Linked DNA regions of Homo sapiens: all the other regions are linked to region 1. Evidence: chromatin contacts called from ENCODE Hi-C or POLR2A ChIA-PET data. All regions are on one chromosome and are shown on one strand. The core of a region is the stretch at or near the end of the contact, and the rest is flanking DNA. Distances in the headings are between cores, read along the strand shown.

Region 1 (4,474 bases), core at 1,174-3,673:
CAGCCTCCCGAGCAACTGGGACTACAGGCGCCCGCCACCACACCCAGCTAATTTTTTTTGTATTTTCAGTAGAGACGGAGTTTCACCGTGTTAGCCAGGATGGTCTCGATCTCCTGACCTCGTGATCCGCCCGCCTCAGCCTCCCAAAGTGCTGGGATTACAGGCGTGAGCCACTGCACCCAGCCACTTCAATGGTTTTATATTTGTGTGTGTGTGTGTGTGTGTGTGTTATATGCAACGTAACAATGATTTGTTACTATATGGCTTTTTGGAAGTAAGAACATACGCATGTTGCATAGTTAATCAAATAATACTCGAAAAGTTCTGTACCTGGACACCCAAGGTGTGGTCTTTCAGCCATTAGTGAAATAATGCTTCATAGGTGGATGCATCTTTTAAAACTGCTGTTCCGTTCACTACTCTGTTTTATCCCCTCCACAGTCTGAGGTCTGCAGGTGATTCTGTAGTTTACATGTCAGAACCAAGATTCAGAGAGAGTAAGTGGCTTGCTGGGAGTCAAATCATCTGAATAACAGAACTAGGACTAAATTAAAACCCAGTTTTTAAAATTTAACTTCAGTGGCTTTTTTTTTTCTGCCATGCAGCCTCTCCTTAAATTGACTCTTCCCCTAGGCTTACTTCTACTTCCAGGGTGTAAATTGGGTAGCCAGTTCTCATCTTTCTCTAGGGCCAGAGTCCCAAGGGTGAGCAGAATTGTCAGACCTGCACCTTTGTGTGGAAACCACCTGTGTCCCGTTCCTGCTGTTGGGCTGTGGCCCCACAGGGATGTCCAGGCCAGCCTGGCTGACTGGCCTTGCCCTGGGGTCTTAGCCTCTCTCTAGGGGGCCTTCTGTACTAGATTTACCTTTTTATTTTTTTTGAGATGGAGTTTTGCTCTTGTCGCCCAGGCTGGAGTGCAGTGGTGCGATCTCAGCTCACTGCAACCTCCACCTCCTGAGTTCAAGCGATTCTCCTGCCTCAGCCTCCCGTGTAGCTGGGAGGTGCCTGCCACCATGCCTAGCTAATTTTGTATTTTTAGTAGAGATGGGGTTTCACCATGTTGCCCAGGCTGGTCTTGAACTCCTGACCTCAGGTGATCCACCCACCTTGGCCTCCCAAAGTGTTGGGATTACAAGTGTGAGCCTCCGCACCCGGCCTAGGTTTGCCTTTCTAAACAGCACCTCTTTACTCTTTTTCCCTCATCTTCTGTTTGAGTCTAAGAGTTGCACCATCCACTTGATAAACTGCTGCCTTGGTGTTTCTCCCCCAATTCTGTGTCTGCACAGTCAGCGGAGGTGTGACTGTTTCACGTGCCCGGCTGACCCAGGTCTGCCTTGGGTCCCTGCTCGGGCACCCCTCTTTCTAACAAATGTTGAATTAACCTTGAATGAGATTGTTGCTTCTAAAATGCCATTGGTCAGCTTTTTACTGCTTGTTCTTGCCCTCTGTTTAAGGAATTTTTTTTTCTTTTTGTCCTTTCAGGAATTAAATAAAAAGTAGCAAAATTGTTTGAAACTGTTTTCAATCCCCTTTATCACTGTGGCACAGGAAGCTGTCATCTCAGAAATTCATTGGCAGAGAAACACAGATAAAAGGGCTACCCTGTTGGACAGGAATGTTCTTTTGGATTTAATGGGATAATTGTATTTAGGTAAAACCTTTCATCTGAGGACTTCAAAGGCCTTTACCTTGTTTAGTAGTTATTATCACACCCTACAGAGTGACATTAGGGTACCACACTCCTAGATATTTTTTGTGTGTGTGCATTTGTTTATTTATTTAGCATTTTGCTTGTTTTCTTAGGCTCACCATGGAAAGCCTCAGGAACCTAACAGCACTGCAGTTGATTTCCATTAAAAAATAGTACCTAACAAATAGCAGACGTAACTGGCCTCTGTGTCCTAGAATGACGAATGAAGATGTTAATAGGGTTATAAAATAAAGAGCAACCATTCTGGAGCCAGGAAGGCGGGGCTGCGAGGGGCAACAGTCGTGACCAAAGTACTGGTGGCAGAGAGCGCTCCTTCCCCACACGCCCCAGTGGGTTTTACTTTTATTGGTTCTACTCAGGTTCCGAAAAGAGATTATTCTGTGAACAAGCTCTTGGAGAGAGTGTAGAGCCTCATAATCCTCCTTAACAGATTTTTTTTTTTTTTGAGACAGAATCTCGCTCCGTTGCCCAGGCTGGGGTGCAGTGGTGCAATCTCAGCTCAGTGCAGCCTCTGCCTCCTGGGTTCAAGCGATTCTTGTGCCTCAGCCTCCAGAGTAGCTGGGATTACAGGCATCTGCCACCATGCCCGGCTAACTTTTGTATTTTTAGTAGAAAACAGGGTTTCACCATGTTGCCCAGGCTGGTCTCAAACTCCTGACCGCAGGTGATCCACCTGCCTAAGCCTCCCAAAGTGCTGAGATTATAGGCGTGAACCACGGCGCCTGACCAACAGATCTTTTGAGAAGCAAGCCTGTGTCATGACCTGAGGGAGGATCCCTAACTTCCTGCCCCCACCCTCCCAGCCCCAGGCTCTGCAATCCGTGAGAGGCCATTGGCACAGCCTCTGGATAAAGGGGTTGGATTGGTGGTGAAGGGAAGAAGCTTTCAGAGAAATCTTGGCAAGAGTGGCCATGGGGTGCCCAGTGCTGTCCCCTTTGCTGTCCCCTTCCACACGCATCTGGTCTTGGCACAGCCATGTCACTGTCTACCAGCTTCTTTAATGCTTCAGGGTCGTGGTGGTTGTGAGAGAGAAGGAGATTTTTATACCGTTGGTTATGTTTTCCTTCCCAAAGAAGCAGTTCTTGGCCTGTGAAAACCCTTTCCCCGTGGCGGACCATTCATACCTCTTGGCTCAGCAGGGGGAGACAAAGTCCCAGACACTGCCTGCTGCACTTGTTTGAAGGAAAGTGCTGCACGCTCTTTATTTCAGTCTCACTTTATATCCGTTTGTTTAGATGTCCTCCTGGCTAGTTATTCTCTCTCTGTTTCCCCTCTGTGTAAGTCCTCGGTTCCCTCCCCTGGCCTCCTATTTCCGCTGGTAACCTCCCAGTCCCTTATACTGGAAGATGCAGAGGACCTGGAGATCGTCCACTGAGACAGTTCAGCCTCAAAATCCCTGACTCAGCCTGTGCTAAAGTCTCAGAAGACGTGGGTCCTTAACTTCACTCGAAATCTCACTCCCTTAAATTAGCTTCTGTCCACCTTTTTCTTCAGTCTTTATGTCTCCAGACCTCTGAATTGAGTCAGTGGAGGGAGGAGAGACCTTCAGTCACCCCCTTCACCTCTCACAGCTGTCATCCCTCTACTACCAATGTTGAACAGATTCTCCGAATGGACAGTCCACCTATGGAAAACCACATTATTTTCCAGCAACTCTTCCTTCCATCATCTGGAATCCAGCTTTGAACTGAGTTTAGAGCTCAGTCGGCTTCCTCCCTCTCTCGTGTGTGAATTCCTTTGTGTTGTCTCTACCAGCTGGCCACTAACCTGTCCGCGGAAACTGTCCCCTTTCAAGGACCAGAGCATGCTCTCCCGGGGAAGCCATTCCATTGTTGGAGAGCTCCCATGGTTAGAACGGTCTTTATCCTATTCACTGGGGATCTCATGATTTCTTCCATTGGTTCTAGGAAAAAGCAACACAAATGTATATTTTCTCTTGAGATACGTGTGTGTGTGTGTATGTATATTTATGTGTGTGTATATATATATAAAATATATAAAATATACAGTTTTTTCCTTATTTACATTGAAGGGCTAACTCAATATATTTGAAGACAACTTCCGTCTTTCCCTTTGAAAAGCTTTTTAGGGCCAGGCGCGGTGGCTCATGCCTGTAATCCCAGCACTTTGGGAGGCTGAGGCGGGTGGATTGCTTGAGGTCAGGAGTTTGAGACCAGCCTGACCAACATGGCAAAACCCCGTCTCTACTAAAAATGCAAAAATTAGCTGGGCGTGGTGGCGGGCGCCTGTAATCCCAGCTATTTGGGAGGCTGAGGCAGATGAATTGCTTGAACCTGGGAGGTGGAGGAGGAGGTTGCAGGGAGCCGAGATCACGCCACTCCACTCCAGCCTGGGTGACAGAGCGAGACTCTCTCTCTCAAAAAAAAAAAAAAAAAAAGCTTTTTCAAAATGTGATTGAAACACTTCCCCCACTATTGCTTTCTGATCAAACTGGGAGGTCCCAGTTCTTCCCTTTTGAAATTGTTGAGTACCTTCTCATTCTTTGAACGCTACTGATCTTTCCCAACTTGATTTCCTCTTTCCTCCTAATCCTCAATCCCAAGAAACTCTCTAGGCAAAATTCTTTCATTTTCTGTGTTTCAGAGATTCTTGTTCATACTCAACCTTGTCTTCACCAGTCTACAAAACTCTAGAAAGGTCTACATTCTAATCGTTAAAAAAAAAAAAAAAAAAACAAAAAAACAAAAAACTCCTAGTACAGTGCCTGGTAAACAGGAGGTAGAACATTACTTAATGTTTAAT
Region 2 (4,474 bases), core at 936-3,435, 500 kb after region 1:
TTCCACACATATCCTTTCAAGACAATGAAGCAGGAAGGGGGCCTTGCCTCATTCAAGCTGGTGGCTGTTGCTTAGTGGCTGACTAGAGTCTCACCCGGAACAGAAGGGTTGAAAGCCCAAGGGTGGTTCCCCTTGCACTGAATCAAGGGATGGACCCAAAAGCACCAGAGCCAGGGCCGTGACCTCTCTCCTGCTGCCTCTGCTCCTCCTGCAGTATCCTCTCTAGACATCCAGCTCACCCCCAGAACCTCTGTGTCTCCCCTGCCTTGGGCACCTTCTCCAGATCTCCTGCTTCCTGACCTTGTACCAGGGCCTCCTCCAGACTGGGCACACATTAACAGGTTAATAAATATTTTTGCAATAACAAATAGAAGTCAGCTCTCACTTCCTGTTTACCACTTCTGCTTGGTACATTTATCTTAATCTCTGCATCTTTGAACCAGGTTATTAATATGGCCCAAGAATAGACAGCAAACACATAGCTGCCCTGCTGAATGGTGTGGTGTTCCTACATGGCAGGCACTGAGCTGGAGGCTCAGACACAACAAAGACTGAAACAAAAGTGTAAAAAAGTGTCCGCTTTGAGAACCACAGTCAGAGCATAGCTATTGATGAGATTAATATGAATAAGCACATTAGTAAGAAATTAAAAATAAACCTAAACCACTAAAGACTTATTTTCTTTTAGGTTACATAGATGATAGATGGTTAATTATAGTGGCTGACATCGACTAAGCACTTTCTGCATGTCAGACACTGTGCTTCGGGCTTCCCGGAGCATAAAAACACATTGAGATGGATTATTGGGGGCTGGGGGTAGGGAAGGAGCTACCATTTGCTCTTGGTTTTACATGTGGCCAGTTTCAATCCAAGGTAAGCTACAATGAGATAAAAAAGTTCAAAAAAAAAATTAAACCAGTTAAAAAGAAAAACAGCACTGGGACTGAGGCTGGGTTTCAGAGCCAATTTCCAAGAAGTAATTTCATCATCATAGAACATCAAACGTGAATTCCACTCTCAGCTATGCAAATTCCAAAAGAATAATACCTCACATTTGCATAATGCTTGATGCTTTTCAAAGTGCTTTCCCAGTTATTAATCTAGAGAAGGCTTTATTACTACTGAAAACATAAATTAAAATTCTGTTCGGACTCCAGTCCTCCATTATTTTTTCCACTCACTTTGCCCTCAAAAGCCAGAGCCATCTAAATCCAGGTGCTTTTGATTGAATGGGTAACTCTAATAAGTTTAACTGACAGGGCGAATATGCATAAATGTAGCATATTATGAGGCCTTCGACCTACAGACACCAGAGTCAGCCTTAGGAAAATTTGCTGTTGAATTAACAAAACCACAGGGGAGCAACTCGGAGTTCAAGTTTGAGATCCTTTCAGGGTCTCAAATTTTGTAGGAGCTGCACACACTATGTTCATCAGAATCCATCTCCCTCTATCAACTATGAGAAATTAGATCTACCACTTTGTCCTTAACCCTACAGAAATCCCCCTCAATGACTTCCTGCAAAGAGGCCCACATTTGCCAAACAGCTCCTACGTCTTGTTTTGTTTTGAATGTAATATGAACCAAGAGGCTGAATTCACTGTAAATCCAACAAGGACAGAGGATTTTAGAAAAATGAGGTGAGGAGATATGACGGGGTTCAAGGAAATGCTTCTACCCAAACCTAATGCCTTTCCAATTTGTTTCTTTTTCCATCTCTTTCAAACTTAATTATGTGTAGCGTTCTCAGTCACTGAATCACCAGCCTTTCCTGACACTTCAATCTCATGCATTTTAGCAAAAGATTAACCTGGCTGTTTGCTTTTAATTCTGAAGCTGTGTTAATACTCACTCCCGCTAGATTAGAAAAGAAGAAAAACACACTCCCACATACCCCGCCATGGCACCAGCAAGGCTCCAGGGTGAGACGGCTGACGCTGTCACAGTCCCTAGGGCTGGCTGCACTTACCATTTCAGGAGGGCCAAGAGAGCCACTGACAGGGCCACCGTCACCATGGGGCCATTCACTTCCAATTTTAGAAACCCCAAGGCTTCCATCATTCCTCTGAGACCCCAGAGTGGTGGTCTTCCAGATGAGACAGGAGGCTGATCTCGCCGCCCTTATGGGAACCGTGCTCTGCAGGTAGAAAAGGGAACAGGCAACCAAGCAAACATCACATGGAGTGGGCCCCCACAATGTGCTCTTTCTCAGAGTGTCTCCCTATAAAGAGGAAGGAAGAGGAGGGCACAACAAAGGGTTTCAGTGTAAAGGAATGAATCAGCAACTTTATTCCTTGATGACTGCACTGTCAATAAACATTTATATTAACTTCCTCAGAGAAGAAAAGCAAACTTCCCCATGTTTGCTGAGAAACAAAATGGTTGTAACCACGGACTTGTACTCTGAGAGGAAGTCTTCAAAGAGAGACTCTTCTCCAAAATGTCTATCTATATCTATCTCTATGTCTATATCTATATCTATATCTACATCCATCTATAATTTTTTAAATTCACAATTAAGTGAAGATACATGTCAAGAGATTCTGAATATCCCAGAAAAATACAGGACCAGACGCCAGCCTGATCAAAATGCTGGCTGCTTTGAGGACAACCATCCCACCAAGTCCATTAGTTGCTGGGTCTGAGGACCTGTCTGAGTGTCTGGCTGTTGGAGCAAAGCAAAGATCCCGATTGGGGTCAGTGTTCTCATGGTGAGTTGGAGGGCTTCTCAAGTGTTTGAAGGCAGATCCGTAGGCTCATATATGGGTCCTTTGTTCTAGCTTTGAGCTTATCTGACTAAAGTGGACAGAGAGATGGAGGGGATCATAGTGGCTGGGTGGCAGGACTAGATTGCAGCTTCAGACAGAGCAGCATCTGGAGGCTTCCATGGTGAATTTTAGCTCCAGATCAACTGCAAGAAAAAACCAGCAATCCCAAAAGGACCCACAGACTCTCTGAAGGAACCAGACTGCTCCTGCAGGACCCAGAAGACACTCCAAATACTGTGAGTGCCCCATTTGCGGAAGTGGGAAAGGGAGACCCTCCTCTCCCAACACAATCCCCCAATATTGAATGGGAGAAATATTCAATGAAATAGCTTAAAGAAAAAATAATTGAAAATTCAGGAAACTTTGGACACACTTTTAGAAATGTGAAATGCTCTGGAAAGTCTCAGCAATAGAATTGAACAAGTAGAAGAAAGAAAATCAGAGCTCAAAGACAAGGTCTTCAAATTAACCCAATTCAACAAAGACAAAGAAAAAAGAATAAGAAAATATGAACAAAGCCTCCAAGAAGTCTGGGATTATGTTAAATGACCAAACCTAAGAATAATTGGTGTTCCTGAGGAAGAAGAGAATTCTAAAAGCTTGGAAAACATATTTGGGGGAAGAATCAAGGAAAACTTCTGCAGCCATCTAGAGACCTAGACATCCAAATACAAGAAGTACAAAGAACACATGGGAAATTCATTGTAAAAAGATCTTTGCCTCAGCACATTGTCATCAGGTTATCCAGAGTTGAGACAAAGGAAAGAATCTTAAGAGCTGTGAGACAGAAGAACCAGGTAACCTGTAAAGGAAAACCAATCAGATGAACAGCAGATTTCTCAGCAGAAAACCTACAAGCTGGAAGGGATTGGGGCCCTGTCTTCCGGCTCCTCAACAAACCAATTATCAGCCAAGAATTTTGTATCCAGTGAAACTAAGCACCATATATGAAGGAAAGATACAGTCATTTTCAGACAAACAAATCCTGAGAGAATTCGTCATTACCAAGCCACCACTACAAGAACTGGTAAAAGGAGTTCTAAATCTTGAAACAAATCCTGGAAACACATCAAAACAGAACCTCTTTAAAGCATAAATCACACAGGACCTATAAAACAAAAATACAAGTTAAAAAACAAAAGCAAAAAACAAACAAAGAAGTACACAGGCAACAAAGAGCCCGATGAATGCAATGGTACCTCACATTTCAATATTAACACTGAATGTAAATGGCCTAAATGCTGCACTTAAAAGATACAGAACTGCAGAATGGATAAGAACTCACCAACTAACTATCTGCTGCCTTCAGGAGACTCACCTGACACATAAGGACTCATGTAAACTTAAAGTAAAGGGGTGGAAAAAGACACTTCATGCAAATGGACACCAAAAGCCAGCAGGGGTAGCTATGGGCTTCCTTTTCTGTGCCCCCACAGGTCTTAGGATGGTCACAGGTACATTTGTTACAGAAGGCTGTGGTCACAGGTGCAGATTCCCTGGAAAGGAGTGAGAGAAAAGACAGGGAGGGCACACAGAAGGCTGCTGCCTTCACCCAGAGAGAAGGGATGCTTGGCTAGAGGAGAGAGGGAGGTGGGAAGAAGTAGATGGACTTGAAATATATTTTGGGGGTGGGTTCATGCTCTGCAGAAGTTCCTGGTGGGGTGCATATGAAAGGGAAGGGGAAAGGAGGACCACACCTGACCCTC
Region 3 (4,474 bases), core at 1,392-3,891, 280 kb after region 1:
GTAAGTCATTTTAAGAAGGGATGAGAGAATGTTAAAGATGGAGCTATGCACATCAATTTGTGAGAAAAAAAATTAATGTTGTTTGTTCCTTAATTGAAGACCAGTGATTAACAGCACAAACAGTAACTGACACCAGACATCTTGATTAGTTCAGTTTATACAGTCTGCCAGAAAAATTAAAAATTAAATTTGAGCAAACTTTCCACTCTATGAGTGCCAAAACCATTCTGCCTGGATCAGCTGCAGACAAGAGCAGAACTTTGAATGGAAATTTTAAACAAGTGGTATCAAGATCCTGAAGCATTTCTCTGAAGAGTTGTAACAGGAGATGGAACATGGCTTTACCAGTAGGATCCTGGAGACAAAGCAATGGCTCCTAAAAGGGGGAAGTGGCCCAGTCACAGCAGAAGTGATCAGGAGCAGAAGTCACAGCAACAGTTTTTTGAGATGCTGAAGACATTTTACTTGTTGGCTTTCTAGAGGGCCAAAGAGCAATAACATCTGCTTATGATGAGAGTGTCTTGAGAAAGCCAAAACTTTAGCAAAAAAATGCCCAGAAAGCTTCACCAGAGGGTCCTTCTCCACCACCACAAGGCTGCTGCTCATTCCTCATCAATCAAGGGCAATTTTGCAAGAGTTTCAATGGGAAATCTGTAGGCATTCACTTTACAGTCCTGATTTGGCTCTTTCTGACTTCTTTTTGTTTTCTAATCTTAAAAATCTTTAGGTCGGTCATGGTGGCTCATGCCTGTAATCTCAGCACTTTGAGAGGCCGAGGCAGGTGGATCACTTGAGGTCAGGAGTTTGAGACCCGCCTGGCCAACATGGTGAAACCCTGTCTCTACTAAAAATACAAAAATTAGCTGGGTGTGGTGGCACATACCTGTAATCACAGCTACTTGGGAGGATGAGGCAGGAAAGTCACTTGAACCCGGGAGGTGGAGGTTGCGGTGAGCCGAGACCGTGCCACTGCACTCCAGCCTGGGCGACAGAGTGAAACTCTGTCTAAAAAAAAAAAAGAAAAAAAATCTTTAAAGGGCACCCATTTTTCTTCAGTTAATAATGTAGAAAAAAGACTGGATTGACATGGTTAAATTCCTAGGACCCTTGGTTCTTTATGGGTGGACTAAATGGCTGGTATCGTCTTTTACAAAAGTGTCCTGAACTTGATGGAGCTTATATTGAGAAATAAAGTTTATATTTTTTATCTTTTAATTCCGTTTTCCATGAACTTTTTGAAGTCCACTTACATATGTAATATTAACACAGAATTGGGCAGCCATCATCATAGGCAATATGAAAACATTTTCAACACCCCCAAAGTAACCCCGTCTTCATTAGCAGTCTTCCCTCCCCCCAGCTCCTGATGACTACAGATGAAGGTTCCATCTCTATAGATTTGCTTGAATATTTCATATAAATGGAATCATACAGTATTGGTCTTTAGTGACAGTTATACCCATTTTTATTGGGTTATTTGATCTCTTATTGAGTTGTGTTTTGTATATGATTTATACTGAAGATATATCCTTCCAGTCTTTCATGTTTATTTCCTTTATAGTGTACAGGTATTTTAATAGTGGTGTCCAGATAATATTTTTTTTCTTTTATGGTTTGTGTTTTTTGTATCCTAAAAATATTTGCCTATTCTAAGCCTACAGAATGTTTTCTCTTATGGTGTTTTCCTAGAAGTTTCAGGGGCTAGGCTTTTAGGTTGAAGTCTAGCTGTGAATACTTGTTCTCTTAACTCTGATCATTCTGTCCTTAGGTATCGCTGTTTCTGTGTGAGTTGCTGCCTCTCTTTGAATTGTTTTCCTTCATGTGTTGAGCGACTCTTGGTTGTCTGTCACGTTGGTGCTTGAGAATCCCGTATACCTGTTGGTTGATTTCCATGGGGCTGATTTGGATTCCAGGCCCTCATTCTAGTGATGGTGGGGAAGAGGCAGAAGGTCCTGCTTGGTGAGGTGGGAGGCTGGCATGTAGCCTAGGACTGGGACGGGGGCTTTGGTGGCCGTCTCATTTGCTTTTCTCTTGCTCTAACCCTTATATTCACACTTAGTTTAACTAGGAAGTGCACAGCAAGCTTCCTTCACACAAGCAAGTTAGGGGAAGGGAGTGCCTCTGCCAGGGGCTCCCATTGTTCTCATTGGGATTGGCCTGGGTATCGTTCTTGCTCCTGGCTTCATCTGACTCTGAATCTGTGATGACCCCAGATCTTTTCTACTTCTGTGGTATGTTCTGCACATTTTGTCTGCATTTTTCTCTCTTCTTTTTATATCTATTTGATTCTCATTGCTCCATAGTTTTAGCAATTCTTGAATAATTCTGGTCTTTTGATGGTATTTTTTATTGTTTTCCAGTGCTTTTGGATTTATTATTCTCTCTGGCCTGTTATTTCAAGGACTATAGGGAGGAAGGGCTGGGGTGGATGTGGTGTTTTGTCTGCCAAATTGATTTGATTTCTATGACTCACGTCCTAGAAAGCCCCTGGAATGCCAACGTGAGGTAGGGAACATTAGAAGGCGGGAAAAGAAGTTGAGAAAGGGGACAGGAAGACCAGGACAAGGGAAAGGACCTTATGTCTCTACCGCTGTGCTGGGACTAGGCTCTCACCAGCTGCTGTGGCTGCAGTGGCTTACCTGGTGCCTCCTGTCCTGGGCACCTTCCAGCTGTGAACAGTGTGGTCTATAGCTCAGCTTTGTTTCAGAACGGAAGCCTCAGGCCTGCTGTTTGATTATAGTGCATTCCCCTGGCCCCCATGTCCTTCCTGAGGAAGCATCAGCCTGGAGGGCCCTAAGGAGTGCACCTTCCCCAGGATGTGCCTGTTTGCAGGGAGATCCTGTCTCAGGCTGTCCATAGTACACCTGTGCCTGGGGTTTGTAGGTATAGCATTTGACTACTGGGATGCCCTGGGGTGGCCTTCTGCTCTCATCCCTGATCATTTCCTCTAATGCCTTTCAGGGAGGGAACAGGAACTGGTTGGTTGTGACCTTGGACCATAGCTATTTGTCTTTCCTGGCCCAGCCCTTTAATTATCTGTTGTGTACACACCTGCTTGAGAGAGTTCAAGAGGTTCCTGACCTAGTGAGCTGTCCATGTTCAAACTGGACAAGTTAGGAGATCTTCAGTCCCTGGTGTGGCTGTTTTCAGCCTTGTTGCACTTAGAGGAGTTTCCTTGCTTGGGTGTCCCCACCTTGTTCCCTCAGTCCTCTCAGCCTGGCACTCTCTTCTGCCCTGTCTGCTCGGCCCCATACCTGATCACACAATCCCAGGCACCCTCCCACCCTCCTCCATGGGACTTCCCCCACCAGGTGCTTTTGCAGAGCCTGGGAAAGAAGTGGCATTGAGATGTGCCTGAAAGAATGCACACAATTTTAGAAAATTTTAATTTTTTTCAAGTATCAAATTAGCTAGTTTCATTATTATTTTGAAATACAAATTAAAAATGTACAAAGGACACTCAGTAAGAAATAAGTCGCCCTCACACCAGTTTTCTCCAGAACTCAAGTCCCCTCCAAGAAACAGCCATAATTATCCATTCTTTGAATATCCTTTCATCGAGACTGTATACGTGTACAAGGGTATGTGTCTGTTCAGTTTCCTTACACAGGCACGCTAGCATGGCTTTCTACCTTTTTCACTTAATTAGATGTATAATTTTTGGAATATATTATATCTTCTTGTGGTTCAAAGTTCAAAACATGCCAAAATGACAGAAGTCTTTGCTTATAACTTTGTCTCCAGTTACCAGGTTCCCTCTGCAAGAAATAATATGTGCATGTGTGTGTGTTTAGTTAGAATATGTCTAAACTTACTTTTTTTTCTATTTTTTACCCAAATAGAGGCATTCTGCACCTTGTTCTCTATCTTCCTGCCTTAGAGCAAATATCTCAGAGGTAGCTAGCTGCATGTCACAGTGCAAAGAGCTTCTCATTCTTTTTCTCTCCTTTCTCCCTGTCCTCTCATGACACTTCTCTGTGTGGATATAGCAGAACCTCACATAGGCTGTTGACAGGTAGGGAGAGGGTGTGGGTGGCGTTCCCGGTGGTGGCAGGCACCAGCAAAGACAGGGCAGGCAGCGTGTGCTTGGAGTGATGAGAGAAGTGAGGATCTGGCTGCCCAGGAGGAACATGGGGTTGGTGAGGGGAGCAGCTCACCGGAACCCATAGGTCTGGGCCATTGTGTGGATGTTGGTGGGAGAGTGTCAGGGAAGGAGTGAGCATGTTGTTAGCCAGAAGAGATGCAAGGAGCCTGTAACCATGCTGCTGACCTGCCTTCAGTTGGACGTGTTGGGTTGGGATGGATTTCTGGTAGGGATGAATCTGGCTCCATCTTTGCTGTGATCTCTGCCCGTCCACCTGCCACACAGAGAGTGATATTGAGGAGTCAGACTGCCCCCTGCAGTGATGAGACCTTTGACCTTCGCATAATCAGCTTCTTACTCTCATTAAATAAAGTTCATAGATGATATAAA

Evidence for each region. A loop is a pair of places that touch in the nucleus more often than their neighbours do. ChIA-PET counts read pairs that join two places held with the same protein, here RNA polymerase II (POLR2A). Pooled maps may share reads with other maps.
Region 2: a loop to region 1 is called in a pooled map, with 2.2 times the contacts of the local background. The contact joins the promoter of TBXAS1 here to the enhancer-like site in region 1. A Hi-C loop is called at or near these places in 1 of 50 pooled maps. POLR2A ChIA-PET finds 5 or more read pairs at or near these places in 2 of 52 experiments (H1 and activated B cell).
Region 3: a pooled map shows a loop between it and region 1 (2.4-fold over the local background). The contact joins two enhancer-like sites. A Hi-C loop is called at or near these places in 3 of 168 maps with a recorded cell type or tissue (CD8-positive, alpha-beta T cell, colonic mucosa and esophagus squamous epithelium), 3 of 37 single-sample maps with no recorded cell type and 4 of 50 pooled maps. POLR2A ChIA-PET finds 5 or more read pairs at or near these places in 1 of 52 experiments (activated CD4-positive, alpha-beta memory T cell).

What each region holds. Positions count from the first base shown.
Region 1 is chr7:140,324,826-140,329,299 of GRCh38, reverse strand. No RefSeq gene overlaps it. Among named protein-coding and RNA genes, the nearest start is that of SLC37A3, 71 kb to the left of the region's middle. Within about 2 kb of position 2,423, at least 5 of the 41 ENCODE cell types and tissues checked have a DNase peak (open chromatin) inside an H3K27ac peak, as active enhancers do.
Region 2 is chr7:139,826,975-139,831,448 of GRCh38, reverse strand. TBXAS1 (thromboxane A synthase 1) reads right to left here and starts at 2,185. Exons shown (of 13, transcript NM_001061.7): 1 at 1,970-2,185. The coding sequence starts at 2,058. RefSeq lists an enhancer at 1,313-2,512.
Region 3 is chr7:140,047,943-140,052,416 of GRCh38, reverse strand. The region is part of intron 4 of PARP12 (poly(ADP-ribose) polymerase family member 12); the gene reads left to right. Among named protein-coding and RNA genes, the nearest start is that of PARP12, 13 kb to the left of the region's middle. RefSeq lists a silencer at 462-662. Within about 2 kb of position 2,641, at least 5 of the 41 ENCODE cell types and tissues checked have a DNase peak (open chromatin) inside an H3K27ac peak, as active enhancers do.